2 separate regions of the Mus musculus genome follow, and region 1 is linked to region 2. A link is a loop called in an ENCODE intact Hi-C map of the cell type or tissue named here. Cell type or tissue: heart. All regions are shown on one strand. Links, peaks and the distances in the headings refer to the core of each region. The heading gives the core; the rest is flanking DNA.

Evidence for each region. Peaks named below come from ENCODE experiments on the same cell type or tissue, not always from the same donor. Only the 100,000 strongest peaks of a DNase experiment are listed, where the experiment ranks them.
Region 1: it touches region 2 in a loop (7-fold over the local background); 4 of 42 quality-filtered maps call a loop at or near these places.

What each region holds. Positions count from the first base shown.
Region 1 is chr12:32,676,876-32,682,260 of GRCm38, forward strand. No RefSeq gene overlaps it. Among named protein-coding and RNA genes, the nearest start is that of Gm40376, 45 kb to the right of the region's middle. In heart, for the core only: no CTCF peak of the experiment used is centred there; DNase peaks (open chromatin) are centred at 1,246 and 2,056.
Region 2 is chr12:32,766,137-32,771,521 of GRCm38, forward strand. It overlaps Gm40376 (predicted gene, 40376), which reads left to right. Exons shown (of 3, transcript NR_168680.1): 2 at 3,917-4,015; 3 at 4,654-5,312. Among named protein-coding and RNA genes, the nearest start is that of Gm40376, 44 kb to the left of the region's middle. In heart, for the core only: no CTCF peak of the experiment used is centred there; a DNase peak (open chromatin) is centred at 2,395; H3K27me3 peaks cover 398 bases.

The DNA.
Region 1 (5,385 bases), core at 141-5,140, 89 kb before region 2:
GACCAGTAAGTCTCCAAGTCCATTAATGGCCCAGGGAATGTTGTGACTCATGTGACCTCTGGGCTTTTAGGTGCCAAGAATACCTTTGCAGTCCCTAGACCCAGGGAAGGGCTCTGGGAATGCAGAGGTCGTCTGTCAAAGATGTGGTCTTGTGCAGACACAGGCACAGCCTTCCTCCCCATTGTCTGGTTCTCACATTCTTTCTACACCCTGTTCTATGATGCTTCCTGAGTCCTGGAACAAATAATAAAAATGTCCCCTGTTTAGGAATGGCTGTAAAAGTTATGTATTCTCAGCTATGAGTCTCTGAAATCTGTTTTTCTGAACTATGTCTTTTGCCCATTTCTTCAGTGAAGAATTTGATCCTTTGTTACAGAATGTTTTAGCAAATATTAAACTCTAGAAATATAAGTCATGAAACACAAGTTCCCCAATGAAGGAGCTAGAGAAAGTACCCAGGGAGCTGAAGGGGTCTGAAGCCCCATAGGAGGAACATCAATATGAACTAACCAGCACCCTCAGACCTTGGAACTATACCACCAATCAAAGAAAACACATGGTGAAACTTGTGGCTCTAGCTGTATATGTAGCAGAGGATGGCCTAGTCAGTCATCAATGGGAGGCGAGGTCCTTCGTCCTGTGAAGTCTCTATGCCCCAGTATAGGGGAATGCCAGGACCAGGAATGGGAGTGGGTTGGGGAGCAGGGGGAGGGGGAAGGGATTTTGGGAGGGGAAACTAGGAAATGGGATAACATTTGAAATGTAAATGAAGAAAATATCTAATAAAAATAAATAACTAAATACTATTTTTCAAAAAAAAATATACATCATTTCCATATCTTATGTTTGATAAGTTCTTTCTTTAGAAGTATGTATATATTTAAATCACATATATTTATATTTAAATCATTTTTATCCATTTAAAATCACTTATTTTAAAAATTAAATATACAAAAATATGTTTTGTGAGAACAAAAAGGAAAAGAAAATGTTTTGTAGGCTGCAGAGAGAACAGGAGACATTTTATTTTAGCTCTTGGCAGCATCTCTTTTGACCTTTATAATTTGATACCTGTCCTTTTTCTTAGGAATCCCCACCAAGTCACCAGTGAATGGCCTGGTCTAAGCAACTGAAGGTCATCCTGGCCTCCTGCTTTGTCCTTGTATCTTTGGCACATGTGCCTGTGCTGGGTCACTGGATCCAGGAAATAAATGAAGAGTTACATGCACTACTAATTTTCTCTCCTTGTGGCCTCCCCGTGATCCAGCAAAAATTGGAAGAATGATGCACCCAGAGGCATGACCAGTCTTCCCTTCTAAATATAAATGCAGAGACACTAAAAATAAGCAGTGTTAAAGGTGAGTTTCATTGGTTCCTGAAATGCCAGTAAACTAAGGGTAGAAAAAGATCTTACAAAGAGCTGGGAAGGAACAGGTGGCTGCCTGTGTCTAACTGGGCTTTACAAAGTGCAGAGAAACTGTCTTGGGACTGCTGAATACTTGGGAGATATTTATTTTCAGAAGTTGAGCTCAGGGAGGACAGTATGGAACTAGGTCTCTCATTGTCTAGTATGCATGCACCAAGGTGCTTAAGTTTTAGTGAGCCCACCTTAGGAAACCAGGGTTGAGAGATGAAGGAATGAATATAAGTAATTAATCTCCCAACCACTAGGTAATCAGTGATATGTCTGAAGCTAAGTGTAGTAGCATCTGCCTGTCATCGCACTTGAAAATTAAGGCAAAATCAGGAGATGTTGAAGGACAGACTGAGTTCAATATGAGAATATGAGCAAAACATGTAACAGCTCAGAGTTCATAGTCAATCAGAGGTCTGTGTTCATCTCATGGGGCCACTATATGTTTGGACAAATGAATGAGAAGTTATTTCCCTGTTCTTAAGGTGAAGGGTGGTGGTAATGGTGTAGGAATCTAGGTGAGAAAAGAAGGAACAGCAGCAAGCTCTTAAACAGAGTCTCAGGGGTAAATGGAACCAGGAGTACAGCCAATAGGTTGAGACTTAGGCCAGGATCATGTCAACACCTAACTTCACAAGCTGCATCGTGTGTCAATGCCAACAGATAGTCAAGCTCAGACTGTATACAAACAAGCCTGGAGTGACTGGATTCAAAAAGTCCACAGATGACAGAGAAGAAAGCTTGCATAATTCAGGCACTAGCAGATCCTGGAAAACTCAAGTGATGTAACCAGTTACCAGGCAGAGGCAATGCAAAGAATAGAGACATAATAAATATCTGACCTTGATATTAAGTCACTTCCTTCCTCTCCACCTCTCAAACAAATACACTCCCATACCCAACTGCAGACTTCCTCTGAATAGTTAACATGCTCTTTCTCTTGTGATTTTCTTTGTATTATTCGCTTTACCTTTAGTACCATTAATTCTCTCATTATTTAAAAACAAAGCTTTTGACTTGTTTAACAATTAAAACATTTTTATTTTTAGGGCTGACAAATTCAGTAGTTTCTGTTTATGTCCCAGGGACTGTGTTAGGTGTTGTGGATACAGTATTCAAATGTCTGTGAACAAAACAGACAGGGCCCCTGCTCTTGTAGGAGACAGACAAAAAGTAAATAGCAATAAATACTTATGTTCACACTGTGCTAAGTGGTAAGAAGGAAATGATGGCAGCATGAGAGAAAATAGCAGAAGAGCCTAGACTATATCAAGGATGTTAGGGAATGGGGCTCTGCTATCTGCCCTGGGAGTTGCTTCTTGGGTAACTCATGGGTCTGGCCGATGGAAGCAATCATTTCCCTGTGTGCTTCAAAGACAGACCTTCCAGGTTTGATTTGACACAAGTCTTCCAGAATTCATTGTTTACATATCCAGGCCTCTGATCATGAGACTATTGGATCCTTCAGGTCGAGCAAGACAAAGAAAATGCACGTGGAATCTGGGGTCAGACCATCTGACGAGTCTCAGTATTCTATTTCAAACCTAGTATGTTTAGCAAATAATCTCATCTCATGATTTTGGCTTGGGTTCTCTGGAAGTAGAGTCTGAGGAATGAAGGCTGTGTGTAGGTTATTCATATGGGAAGACCTCCCCAGGACTAGGAGTAGGGAAGAGAAGTGAATGGGGGCAGAAGAATAATAACCATGCAAATATACACTAGTGAACTGGCTGTCACTACAAGGCAACAGATTATTGGGCCTTGGAGGAAACCTGCTAAAAGGGTCTCAGATGACTGTGGGACGCACTATCTGTTGGCCCATTTCTAAATCATGTGATATTTGAGGTTTCAGTGGATACTGTAAATTCTCATATAACATATGATAGATAGCCCAGGACAGGAAGTAGGAGTATAGACCAGAGCCAGGAACATTAAATTGTCCCTAAATGAAGCTCAACAAACCTGTGTGGAACAACGTAATGATACAGCAACTGAAACAAGAAGAGGGATTGGAAAGACTCAAAACTGAGATATTTGATGTCCTCATCTGCAAACTAGTGATTATAGCAATGCTGGCTGTTGTCATGATTTCAATATGAAATTATGCCCACTCCCAATACTTACATTAATGCTTGCCCCTCAAGATCATGGTTCTGTTGAGAGGTGAGTAGATCCTGAAGTTGCCAACTTCATCAGTGGTGATCCACTGATGAGTGCATAACTGGATGGGCTATTGGGAGGTGGAGCCTGGGTAGAGTAAATAGATCACTGGGATGGGCCATTGAAGGGATGTCTTGTCCCCTGTCATTTTTGGCTCTCTTTCTCTGCTGCCTGGCCACAAGTGGTTTCTTCTGCTGCACATTTTTGACATGATGGACTGTTTCACCATGGTGTAGAAGCATACAGTCAGGAGCTTTGGACCAGAACTTCTGAATCTACCATGAATCTGTCCTCCTTTAAGGAGCTATGATGGCTACTTTTGATTGTCAACTTGACTATATCTGGAATTAAGTAAAATCTAAGCGGTTAGGTATACCTATGAAAGATTTTTCTTAATTAAATCATTTGAAGTGGCGAGACCCACCTTTTGTCTAGATCTTTTTGAGGTGGGATGATCCAGCTTTAATCTGGGCCACACCTTTTACTGTGAACGTCCATAAAGGACATGGAAAAGGGAAGCTTGCTCTCTTTGCCTGCCTGCTCTCACTGGAAAAGTAATTCTTTCTCTGGCATAAGAGCCTATTTCATGAGTGTACTGGCTGGTTTTGTGTGTCAACTTGACACATGCTAGAGTTATCACAGAGAAAGGAGCCTCAGTTGGGAAAGTGCCTCCATGAGATACAACTGTAAGGCATTTTCTCAAATAGTGATCAAGGGGGAGAGGCCCCTTGTGGGTGGGACCATCTCTGGGCTGCTAGTCTTCGATTCTATAAGAGAGCAGGCTGAGCAAGCCAGGAGAATCAAGCCAGTAAAAAACATCCCTCCATGGCCTCTGCATCAGCTCCTGTTTCCTGACCTGCTTGAATTCCAGTCTTGACTTCCTTGGTGATGAACAGCAGTATGGAAGTGTAAGCTGAATAAACCCTTTCCTCCCCAACTTGTTTCTTGGTCATGATGTTTGTGCAGTAATAGACAATGAGGATTCTTGCATATACTAAAGACCAGCTGAAACATCCAACCTCGTGGATGAACTACTACTGGATTCTTGAACCTTCTGATGGTAGACAGCCATTTTTAGACTACCTGATCCACAGCCTGTAAACCATCTAATAAATTTCAGGAAGAAAAAAAAAAAGATCAAAAAAATCTAATAACTGGTATAAATCTTTGTTCTGCTTGTTCCCTTGTTAACTACTCTACTTATGGACATGGCTTGGCCATTAATCCTTTGATTCATAGCCTCACCAAAGGACCCTTGCTTGCTTAACTGCCAACTTAGCTATGTAAAACAGGGAATAAATTCTCGTAAACTACTAACACTAAGAAGATAATATAACTCCCTGCCCTGAAATGAATCCTCAATCTGTTTCTCTAAGAGAACCCTGACTAATACAGATGCTTATCTCAGGCATGTTGTTCCAGCAATGGAAAGAGATTAATCTCTTAGGCTTTGTTGTGGGGTATCTACCAGAGATGACAACTCAGACATAGGTTCAAGCCAATAGAAAGTCTATGATCTAGCCAGAAACTGCACTGGGTGTTCAGAATCCCCGTTTAGCCCAAGCCTTTCTCAGGGTAAGCTTGTAAACACAAAACTCTACCCTGGGTTGACACATCTCAGTTAGCAAGAACAGTTAGCCAGAAACAGAATTACAGAAGCCAGAGAGCAAGGTCAGTACATTTAGCGACTTTCTCGGAACTCTGGACTTTGTTGGATTAGGTCTTTGTTTTCCTGTTGGCAGGTGGTGCTGTCTGCATGCTGGGTTCATGGCCTGTGTGTCATTGTACTAAAATCTAGGAGGCCACTAAGG
Region 2 (5,385 bases), core at 159-5,158:
GGGACTGCTGGAACCAGAGTGAGATGATGTTGCAATGGGCTCAGATCAGTATAAGAGATGGCAGGTCATAGGCAGTGCTGTGCAAATGAAAATTCTGCCCAGAAACCAGATCCACAAGATGCCTTCACCCTCGATGCCAATCTGGTTCCTTAATGAAAAGGGATTTGTATTTTTGTTTCAGCTCTTGAGATCTAATTTGACTTTCTTTTGTCAACAGCAGAAATGCTGCTGCTTCTTTCTTTCTTTCTTTCTTTCTTTCTTTCTTTCTTTCCTTCTTCTTCTCCTCCTCCTCCTCTCCCTCCTCCTTCTTCTCCTTCTTCCTGTTTAGAATCGAGTTGTATCTGTGTGTGTTTCTTACCTTCTAAGCTAGACTATTCATTCTAAAAGGCACCAAATATACTATGACTATCCATCGGGGACATGACACTGCTCTCTACCTAGCAGAAGATGAATGAATAGAAAAATGGCTGGTCACATCAACAAAGGCACAGAGATGAGACAGGAGGGTGATAGAGTAGGATTAACACAGCACTTCCCAGGTTCTGACAACATAGTTCTCCCTAAAATAATTATGCAGTCGAGTCAACTATACAGCAATGCAATCTGTGTCCCCATGACGTAACTCAGATCTTTATCAATACTGCAGAAGTACTGAGATGACCTGCCGTGAAGAAACCTAGAATTTCTCAAAACTGTTTGCACACTTATGCTTTCTGTTGTTAACCATCACCAACACCTGCTCTCTGGCACATTGGCAATAAGCTGTTTTGGAAATGTATAGCCCAATTCAGCATGCAAGGAGCTTTGAAATCAGCATGGGAGATACTTGCTCCCTCCCCAATTCTCTTGGGCTGGGGTGCAAAGTGGAGAGTGTTTCTCTGCTGTTGAACTACCTCTTTCTGCAAAACAAGGAAATATGGAAACTGTTGCACTGCTGGAAACTCCCCTGCAGGACCCTCAGGGCCAGGCCTTGGTGAACTGAGTTCTGCTCTCAATCACGTTTTTCTACAGTCTGCTCACAAATGGCAAAGGAGTCCACACACATTCTTGTTGGCTATACCAAAGCAAGATGGGGGGGGGATTTTAAAACAGAGGGGTTTTTATTCTTTAATATTGGTGTGTATGGAGGTGGGCAACATCTCTCCTTCCATGAGTTTCTAGGATTAAACTCAGTTTATCAGGCTTGTGCAACAAGTACGTTTAGCCACTGAACAGTCTCGCCAGGCCCAAACCATGAGACTTTGATCCTTACGCAAAAGTCTAATTTCACTTCAGAATCACTTGCCATCTGGCAAAAGGTTGAGTGAAATTTCTAATGAAGGTTCAAGTCAAATGTGAATGACTAAACCAGAAGAATCCCCCAGTATATGGCCATCTCCTTTGTGTAGTACCAACAAGAGGTAAAAAGTTGGTGCTTTGATGCAGCAAACCTGCTCTATCAGGCCCCTGTACCTCCTTTCCTAGCCAAAGCCACTCCTCTGATGCAAGTTCCCTCATCTGTCATGGGGCAATAGCATGCACTTAGAAGTACTGCTGTTGAAATTCTGACAATATGTTGAAAATGCCAAGGACAATACCTGACATGAATAAGAACCATCTTCCAGACTAAATCTACTCAACAAGACTCTGCCAGGGGATCTATGAGAGCAAAGGCTTATAAAATAGGCCTGGTTTCAATAATGTGACATTAATTCAGTCACCCTTTTATCCTGGAAAGGGCATTAATTTCACTAACGTACAAGCAACGCAATGTTAGGTTACACACAAGCAGTCAGGATCATTCCTTCTCAGGGTTTAGTTTCACTGGAGCAAGATGACTTAGAAGGGTAAAGCAACCCCACACTACAGAACCATCCGGACTCTGGCGAGCAGTGTTAACAGAGCAGAATAAAAAATGAATGGAATGTTTGTGCTGGAACTTTAATAAGAATTTAGCTAGTTTCTACACTACCGGCACTGAAGGCTATTGCCTCCCAGATGGAAAGTTGATCTTGATCTTTTTTGGCTCTGGGTCCATCCTCCCTTTAGGAAAGTTAGACTCTCTTATGCAAACTGTTGCTCACAGGTGAAAGTGCTCCGTGCTACTTCCCTCAGTTTGAGGTGTCAGGAAAGACTCTTGGGGGCAGTTCTATTCCACATGACCTAGTGGAGAACTGAAGACCCTTCAGGTGACTCTAGAAGTTACACAGAGTCCAAGACAGGTCTGGACCCAGGCACACACACCCCCAAAGCATGTTCTGATGGAATTGGAAGTGCCAGTGACCTTGAAGCATTTGCTTGTTTACTCAGAATGCTTAGGAGCTGCCCCCTCCACTGTGTTGCCCTGTACATTGTCCCATGCCCTAAGCTTGGATCATACCCAACTATCCAAATAATCTTGACGCCTTTTTCTGGGGAGTGGAAGACTGGCAAGCCACCAAGCCCTGGGTGAGGTGCCAAAGTCCTTGTTATGTAAGAAACCTGGTTGCCACCCTCATGAGAGTGTGGGAGTTTCATAATGCTGTGTCATTCCCCTGGTAGAAGTGATGTGTGATTTGGCAGTTTCTAAAAGCAAAACCAGAATATCATGAAGACAGGGTCTCAGTCAGATCTGCAAAAACAAAAATCCATTTCCTTGATTTCTAACCAATGTGCCCAGAACATTATTTTCAACTAAGAGTCTCAATGTCCAACCTGTTAAGACTGTCTATAACTTATTCAAGCTGGTTTATATTTTGAAATTAGGGAGCCTTGACTAATAAACTGGAAGAGATTTGTAGGGAGCACCTCAAGCAACTAACAACAGTATCTATGACGTCCATTGCAATTCTTGGCATCATGCCAGCATTTCAGGCTTCTCATTCCCTCCACCTGACTTTTTGAAACAAATACTATTACTCCTCCATTCTACAAAAAGGGAAACTTGAACACAAATTGGGTAGGTCCCCCTAATCCTGAGTCAAAAGAATCTCCCCTCTTCTTCAAGCTGCCCATCCTGGAGCTCAGAGACGTGGGATCCAGTTCTCATCTCCCTTTCTCCTTCCTTACTCTCAATTCCAGTCCCTCTCCCTCCCTTTCCTCCTTCCCCCTTCTCTGCCTCTTCTCACATCCAGTAAATCATTAAACTCTATCTTGCTAAAGCTGATGGATATTTTAATCAGTCACCACCCTTTACATCTGTAGAACGTGTCATAGAAACTCTTTTTCTGAGATGCACATCAACAATGTTAATTCCTATTTTATAAAGGACATTAGTCATTTGGGCACTATACCCAAACCCTTGACTGTGTTGAAGAAACTTCTCTGTGTGTCCTGATGAGAGTTGCTCACATGTTTCCTTCTCTCTGTGTAATGTACAACTTGACTACCAGACCTGGATTTAGCAGCCCAGTTGTTCCAGCCCTGAGATGCCAAGTCTGTATCTGTGAAGAAGACAAGAGAGTTGGGATATTAGCTATCGTGGCTAGTAGCCGGGATCTATAAGGAGTTATTTCTACTTGTGGTAATATTAGAAACAGAATCCAGTTGTGTAAGGTCCACAGCTTCCATGCCTGCCCATTGTTCTCACTTGTCTCCTGAGATCTAGGGCCAATTAGACATTTGAGATTGAGTATCTCTCTTAATTATTGAAGAAAACCACAAATTCCATCATTAATGAGAGGTGGGTATTTGGCAATCAAACAGAAGCTGGTAGATAAAGGAAGCCCAGACTCAAGTATTTCCAGTGCACATGAGGTGTAATGTGTCCATTGAACGCACGTATTTTTGGAAACTATCCTGCCACCCTAGAACGATGAGAACATTGGAGGCAATGGGCTTCTTTTCTCTGAGAATATAAAGGAAGGGAACAACAATCTTAAGTAACCAAACTATGATCTTATGCCTTGGACTGAACCTAGGGACCTTCAACATCTGTGCAAATGTTTGTCTCTTTCAGAAGCCGTACTCAAGAGCTGAAAACCAGAAGCGTTGCTTGATACTACAGATCACCAAGTCACCTCACTGGTTGGATTCACAGCTGTGCTGCGATTTGTGTGTGTGTGTCTAAAAATGAAAAAAGTTTCATTCCTGTATCTGCAAGCCTTACAAAGAGCCTGGCTCTTATCCAATAAATCCTTATGAAATCAATGAAAGTGAAAAACCCACTTTCTTCTTACTTTGAACAAACAAACAAGAAAGAAAGAAACAGCAGCAACAACAAAACCCCTATATCAATAGTTCCACTCCCTGTGCAGCTCTTAGTTCATGATCAACAATGCAGACTTTTCCAAATGTCTGTGATCTAGGCAGGTAATCCCAGGACTCCTATTTTATGAGGAGAATTTCAGACTTTCGGCTCCTACCAGATGTATCCCACAGCCCCTCACCAGGTCAAAATGCACATTCTGATGTCATCTCCTAATCTGAAGGTCTCAGTAGCTTATTCAGAGCTTTCTGGTGCCTTCCATGTTCCTAGTCTGGATTTAAGTCTAGATTCCCCATTTCCTAACTGTGTAACCATACAAATTGCCCCTCTCTCTTCTAGTTCCTCATCTGTTATGTGGGTATAAGAATAGTTCAGTTTTAAACATTATCTTATCCAAATAGTATACAGCATCGTACTTGCCTGGGTCTCTTGTTTTTTGGCTGGATAAATAATAACAAGCTTCCATCTTTGCTCTTGTGTATTCACAGTTTCAAGAACGTCCACACACGTGAGAAAGCCTGGCGATTCTCAGTCTTTGAACAGTATGTGCATCAGACTGGTGCTTAGCTGAATCCTTCTACCCTTTTGCCCTTGGTCCATGCCGTTTCCAGAATACTGCATCTGATGTTCCAGAGAGATAGGAAAATGGCCAGTTAGATCTTTATCACAGTCTGCTCTCACATTAACTGGTTGACCTCTGTTTCTCTTTGGTGTTTGTCCCACTGGTTCTGCACAAACATCTCCCTTTTAGAACACAGTGAACTATATCAACAATTCTGTTCCATTCTTTACTGCATCTACTAAAAGGGACAGAGAAATTTTTAGAAAATAACCAGAAATTGAGGGCTGTCTGCCTTTTGGTTTAAGGTGGTGAGTCGCAACCTTTCTAATGCTGCAACCCTTTAATACAGTTACTCATGTTGTGGTGACCCCCGATCATAAAATTATTTTCACTGCTACTTCATAACTGTAATTTTGCTACTGTTACAAATTGTAGTGTAATATCTGTGTTTTCCAGTGCTCTTTGGCAATACTTGTGAGAATGTCATTTTATGCCCAAAGGAGTCATGACCTACAGGTTGACAATCATTGCTTTAAGCAGTTATCCTTACTTTTGTCCTAAATAAACTAATGTTTCTACTTCTAACATTTATCCACAGAAGTACATGTATAACTGCAAAACTATGTATATAAATGTTACATCAGAACCTATGTATATA